Linked DNA regions of Homo sapiens: region 1 is linked to region 2. Evidence: read pairs that join two places in POLR2A ChIA-PET (ENCODE). Cell type or tissue: HepG2. All regions are shown on one strand. Each heading gives the region's core, and the rest is flanking DNA. Links, peaks and the distances in the headings are about the cores only. Region 1 has its middle 14 kb from the start of HNF1B. Region 2 overlaps HNF1B (HNF1 homeobox B).

The links. ChIA-PET counts read pairs that join two places held together with the same protein. Peaks named below come from ENCODE experiments on the same cell type or tissue, not always from the same donor. Only the 100,000 strongest peaks of a DNase experiment are listed, where the experiment ranks them.
Region 1: POLR2A ChIA-PET joins it to region 2 with 7 read pairs; 8 of 35 experiments call an interaction of 5 or more read pairs at or near these places.

What each region holds. Positions count from the first base shown.
Region 1 is chr17:37,757,726-37,760,636 of GRCh38, reverse strand. No RefSeq gene overlaps it. Among named protein-coding and RNA genes, the nearest start is that of HNF1B, 14 kb to the right of the region's middle. In HepG2, for the core only: no CTCF peak of the experiment used is centred there; a DNase peak (open chromatin) is centred at 1,256; H3K27me3 peaks cover 295 bases.
Region 2 is chr17:37,709,098-37,712,008 of GRCh38, reverse strand. It overlaps HNF1B (HNF1 homeobox B), which reads left to right. Exons shown (of 9, transcript NM_000458.4): 5 at 1,346-1,506. LOC124903989 (a long non-coding RNA gene) reads right to left here. Exons shown (of 3, transcript XR_007065733.1): 2 at 1,917-2,911; 3 at 1,034-1,538. Among named protein-coding and RNA genes, the nearest start is that of HNF1B, 35 kb to the left of the region's middle. RefSeq lists enhancers at 195-716, 717-1,238. In HepG2, for the core only: no CTCF peak of the experiment used is centred there; a DNase peak (open chromatin) is centred at 1,468.

The DNA of each region.
Region 1 (2,911 bases), core at 142-2,641, 49 kb before region 2:
TGGGTGACAAGAGTGAAACTCCGTCTCAAAAAAAAAAAAAAAGAAAAGACATTTGAGTTTCTTCCACCTTTTGGCTAGTGTGAATAATTCTGCTATGAACATGGGTGTATAAATATCTCTTCAAGACCCTGCTTTCAATTCTTTGGGGCATATACCCAGAAATAGAATTGCTAGATTATATGGTGATATTTATCAGTTTTGTAATTCAAAAACTAAAAGCCTTTTTAAAAGGTGAATGCTCACATAGATTACAATAATATTCAATAACAAGACAGGGAAGACAGTAATGAAAATGACAGGCATAAGGGTCACTGCAGTTGTCATGGGCTGTGAGCTTCCTGGGGGCAGGGGCCAGCTTCACGGCTTTATACCCCACCCCACCACCCCATGCCCGATACATGCCTGTCTTCTTTAGGTGCTCAATATGTTTAAACTCAGTCCCATTGCCCTAAAGCAATGACTTCACCAGAGTAGCTAGGCAAGTGATAAATCTTCCCAAAGGAAACCAAAGGCCTGCATGGAGGCAGTGCCCTGGTGACAATGGAGGACCGGTCTTGACACCTGTTCACTCACTGTATGACCTTGGGCCCTTAAGTTCTGGGGCCTCAGTCTCCTTGGTTCCATGAAGATCCTGTCCACCTTGCATTGTCACAGAATTATCGTGAAAATTCACCATTTATTCCTTCAACAAATTGCATGCCTCCTGGTGCAGGGCTAGATCAAATTTGAAAGTAAAAAATTTCATTCAAGAAACATTGCTTGTGTTTTTATGTTTGTATTATTTGCATAGCATTTTTTCATTATTTTATTTTGTATTCCTTGATCCATTCTACACTGAAGTGCCTTGTCTCATTCCTTTGTTTTTAATGCAAGAGTCTAAAAAGAAAAAGAGCTCAGGGTTCTTTAAGAGCTTGGAACATGACTTTCTTCTGATGGCCCCATAAACCAGATTATCTCCCATGCTCTACAGGCGAGAACTCCTGGATCAGGAACTTCTGGGAAACTGTGCATTCCTCTGCTCTCTGAAAAACCTGTCAGCTCTTCTACTCCATAATGGTCATCTCCAGCTGCAAGGAGAAGTTAATGAGTTGTGCAGGACAGTGATGGGAAAAGGTCAGCCTCCACATCACTCCTGACACCACTGCCAAGTGAGGGCCACGAAGGGGAACTGGCCATCGGGTAAGAGAGCTGGACCAGAAAGCAATCTCCATTGCATTAGCTGGTGGTTCTGAATGTGTGGAAAGAGGCCAAGGTCCAGCCTATGGACTGTGACGGAACATTCTTACAACACTGAGAGGTCTGAGCAAAGGCCGGGCAGACAGCACAGGCACTGCCTCTGTCCAGTGGCGTCTTGGGGGTATTTTTTCCTTACTTTTTGCCTTTCTCTCTCCCTCTCCTTCCCTCTCTCCCTCTCTCCTTCTCTCTCTCTCTCCCTCCCTTTCTTCCTTTCTCTCTCCCTTTCTCTCTCTCTCCCTTTCTTACCTTCCTTCTTTTCTTTTCTTTCTTCATTTCTTTCTTTTTCTTTCCTTCTCTCCTTCTCTTTTATCTTGCTTTCTTTTTTAAAAAAAGAAAGCTTATTTCTTTTATTTCTTTTCTTCATTATCCCCCTTTTCTTTTCTTCCTTTCTGCCTTTCTCTCTCCTCCTGTACCTCAATCTCCCTTATTCTTTTCCAAATCGTAAAAAAGTCCTGAGAGGTGTCTGTCTAGTGACCTCTAGGCAAGTTTCTTCTTATCCAAAAATAAAATAGTATTTAGTACTTTTCTACCTTAGAACAGGGGTCCCCAAGAGGGGGAAGCACAAACTGATATATTGAGGGTACAGGATGAAAATCTTGGGTCTTATTTTTTTTTTATTTTTGAGTCGGAGTTTCTTTCTTGTTGCCCAGGCTGGAGTGCAATGGTGCGGTCTCAGCTCACTGAAACCTCCGCCTCCTGGGTTCAAGCAATTCTCCTGCCTCAGCCACCCAAGTAGCTGGGATTACAGGTGCCTGCCACTACACCCAGCTATTATTTATTTATTTTTTGGTATTGTTAGCAGAGATGTGGTTTCACCATTTTGGCCAGGCTGGTCTCAAACTCCTGACCTCAGGTGATCCGCCCGCCTCAGCCTCCCAAGTACTGGGATTACAGGCGTGAACCACCATGCCCAGCCTTATTTTTATATTTATGTTAACTCCATACTTTTTATTCTTGTGTTAGTCTTATAATGAGCATAAAATATTAGTATGGTAGCACATGTAGTAAGTTAATTAATTAATTCATACAAATAGTGGAAATGAGGTGTTCAAACTTTTTTTAATTGAGAGGAGTAACTTGGGAAAAATATTTTCACACAAATGTTTTAAAGAAAAGCCCTTTAAAAACTTAGCAACACTTCATTCAACTCATTCCTACTTATAGTCAGTGTCTTTGCAGCTCAGAAGGGATTTCTGGGCATGCATAGGGCCTGTATGGTAGGGTGGGTGGAGCACACCAACATCCCAAGAAGTCTGAGTTGATTTCCAGCCACACGTCACTTTTGAACCTCCTTCCCCAGGAAGATCCCTCACCTACAACAGAGTCCCGCACACTGCCTTTTCACTGTCCCCTGCCCTTTCATTGTTCTCAATCATACATCCTCTTGTGATACACCACGGATTGACTTGCTGCCTGTCCCTGGCTCTTGCTGGCAGGTGAGCTCTGGGAGGACAGGGGCTTTGTCTGTTTCATTCACGGCTGCATCACCAGTACCCAGAATAGGGCCTGACACAGACACATACTTGTTGAACAAACAAACCAACTGCTGCAAAGGTCTGAGTTACAAACCCAAACGAGCTTGAGAACTCTCTGTTACAAACATAATTTTCTAATTCTGGTGGAATTAAAATTCTACTGAATTTTCTCTCTTCTTGATCATTAGTTTTCTGAAGGC
Region 2 (2,911 bases), core at 182-2,681:
TCTAGTCTCATCTTGGTAAGCTTCATCTTGGTGAATTAGAGGCAGATTATGACACTGATTATGGCAGTGCCTGGCCCCTGGGGGAACTTTGTGGTCTCCTCTGGAAGGTGGGGCTCTAGCTAGGGCAGGGGGTGGGTGGATGAAAGAGCAACAACAGAATCAGTGTACAGGGATGGTTCATCTTGGGAAACTGGGCAAAGGAAGACGTGCAGCTAAAGAGTTGGTCCACCTATCCAGATAATTCCATGCCTAGAGCATTTGGTCTCTGCAGGACAGGGTCCTCCAAACCTTTTTGTCAAATCCAAAGCAAAAAACAAGAACACTGTCTTTCTAAGCACTGAGCTTAGGGGTGAGATGCCCCATGTACCCCCAACCTTGTCCTTGACTGTTTCATGGGCACATCAAGCAGGATTTCCATCTGCAAACTGGACCCAGGCGTTCTTTTAGCTTCCTTCAGTTGCCTGATCTCTGTCCAGAACTTTTCTTTCCTGAGAGCAGACCTCCATTTTGGTTCCCGAGCAAGAGGGAGGGTCAGAGCAGCGAGGTTGTAAACATGTTTGGTTCTACCCTTCCCCTGCAGAGCAAACTCCAGTGGTTTACTAAACATCCACATCTGCCTGTGTGTGGTGCTGCCTGCCCCACCTCCCAGCAGACACACCTTTCCCTGTGCCCTGGAAGGCAGCCAAATGGGACCCCCAGCAAAGGAATGTGAGTTCTACAGCCTAGCTCCTAGACGCAGCTTCATCCCTGTCCTGCTCTGCCTGTGTCCGTGCCCCTGACCTCTTGGGCCTGGCCACAAAGGTGGTACACAGAGACTGATGCCTAAGCTACGGCTCTTTCAAGGGTCACTGGACAAGGGCTTCTTCTTCGTCACATGGGTCTACTTATACTTTGCAGCACCACGAGGGATGCCAGGGAAACATTTCTAAAAGGCATTTTAAAGAATAAAAAATACTCCAGCCAGTAACAGAAGGCTAGTCTCAACCCCCAAATCCTCAAAGAACTGTGCGGAAGCAATAACAAACAGAATCCATCCAGTCATTCATTTATTCATCAGAAGTTTACCGAGTGGCTATTCAGTGCCAAGGCACTGGGGATACATCAGTGAACAAAACAAACGAGATAAAAATTTCCTGCCCTCGTGGCGCTTACATTCTAGAATTAAATAGAGAACATGCCATATTTACCCTGGAGAAAAGCAGCCGATATTTCTTGTGGGTGGACAGGGGAGGAGAAAGCAACTTTATTTTCTTATTACCCACCCTTGAAAACAAGAGGTGCCGAGTCATTGTTCCAGGACCCTGGTGGCACTAATGTTCCCTACTGGGTTTGTGTTGTTTTGCAGGAGTGCGCTACAGCCAGCAGGGAAACAATGAGATCACTTCCTCCTCAACAATCAGTCACCATGGCAACAGCGCCATGGTGACCAGCCAGTCGGTTTTACAGCAAGTCTCCCCAGCCAGCCTGGACCCAGGCCACAATCTCCTCTCACCTGATGGTAAAATGGTGAGTACACCTGGGCCATTGTCGCTCTGGAGCTGATAAGATAAGAGGCAAAACAAACACAACTTCTCACAAGGCCTGCCTCAAACAATGAACCATTGTAGCCCCATAGGGGAAAATGAGGGCTGTCCAGAGTCGGAAAGGAGAGGTAGTGCTGGTGACCCAGCCTTTGGCGGGTAGAAGAGGTGTTCGGTTTGAACCCAGCCAATAAATCTGACAGAGTTCTGCTCTCTTTTTATTGATTGAATGCCTCATAAAGGAGCAAGCCCGGTGGGACACTGTTTGTTTTGGGGCTTGCCAATGACATTTGTGTTGATAAAATGTTCATTCATCCCTCCCCCCAAGGCCTCCAAAGCCAATTTTTTAACTTAGAGAGCACCTCACTTTGACACAAGCCCCCTCTTCCTCCTTACCATCCCCTTGGTACTGACAAGAAGAGTCATTAGCAAGTCAGGATGTAGTGGATAGGAGGCGATGGGGAGAAGCTTCTTGAACTGGAACAGTGAAAGACATGGGACACCATGACAGCGAAGATCACAGCACAAATGGTAGATGGGGTGGGGCGATGCTTAGGGAGGGAGAAACACCAACTTTGAAGTTACAATTGCCCAGGTTCAAATCCCAGCTCCAGCTCTTAATAGCTGTGTAGCCTGAGCAGGTTACTCGACTACTTATGATCTCTTCCTCATCTATAAAATGGGGGCGGTAACAATAGACTTGGTGGGGGCATGAGCGTGATAACATTTGAGAAATACTCTGCAGTGTTTGCCATAGAAAATAGTCAATAAATTGCAGTATTGTTGTTGTTGTCGTGTAAATGTCAATATCATTCTCATTAAATGAAGTTTTCTATATCCGTAACCACAGCCCCACACCCAGATGCAAGTTTAGCACACTTGGTGAAGAATGCACAATTTGAATTTGAATTTTCTACATCAAACTAGATTCTAGGCCAGGTGCAGTGGCTCATACCTGTAATTCCAGCACTTGGGGAGACTGAGGCAGGTGGATCACTTGAGGCCAGAAAGTTTGAGACCAGCCTGGACAACAGGGCGAAACACCATCTCTATTAAAAAAAAAATACAAAAATTAGCCAGGAATGGTGGCATGCACCTGTAATCCCAGCTACTCGGGAGGCTGAGGTGGGGAGCTCACTTGAGCCTGGGAGGCAGAGGTTGCAGTGAGCTCACACCACTGCACTCCAGCCTGGGCAACAGAGTGAGACTCGGGTGTCTCAAAAAATAATAATTAATAATAACAATAAAATAAATAAAACTAGGTTCTAATTAGGATTAGGTTCTGATCCTGTAGCAACACAAGTGCAGGAGAGAGTGGCTTATGGGAGAACAGGAGCATTACGACACTGGCAAGGGTAGAGAATGGAAAGCTCTATTCTTTGGGTCATGCT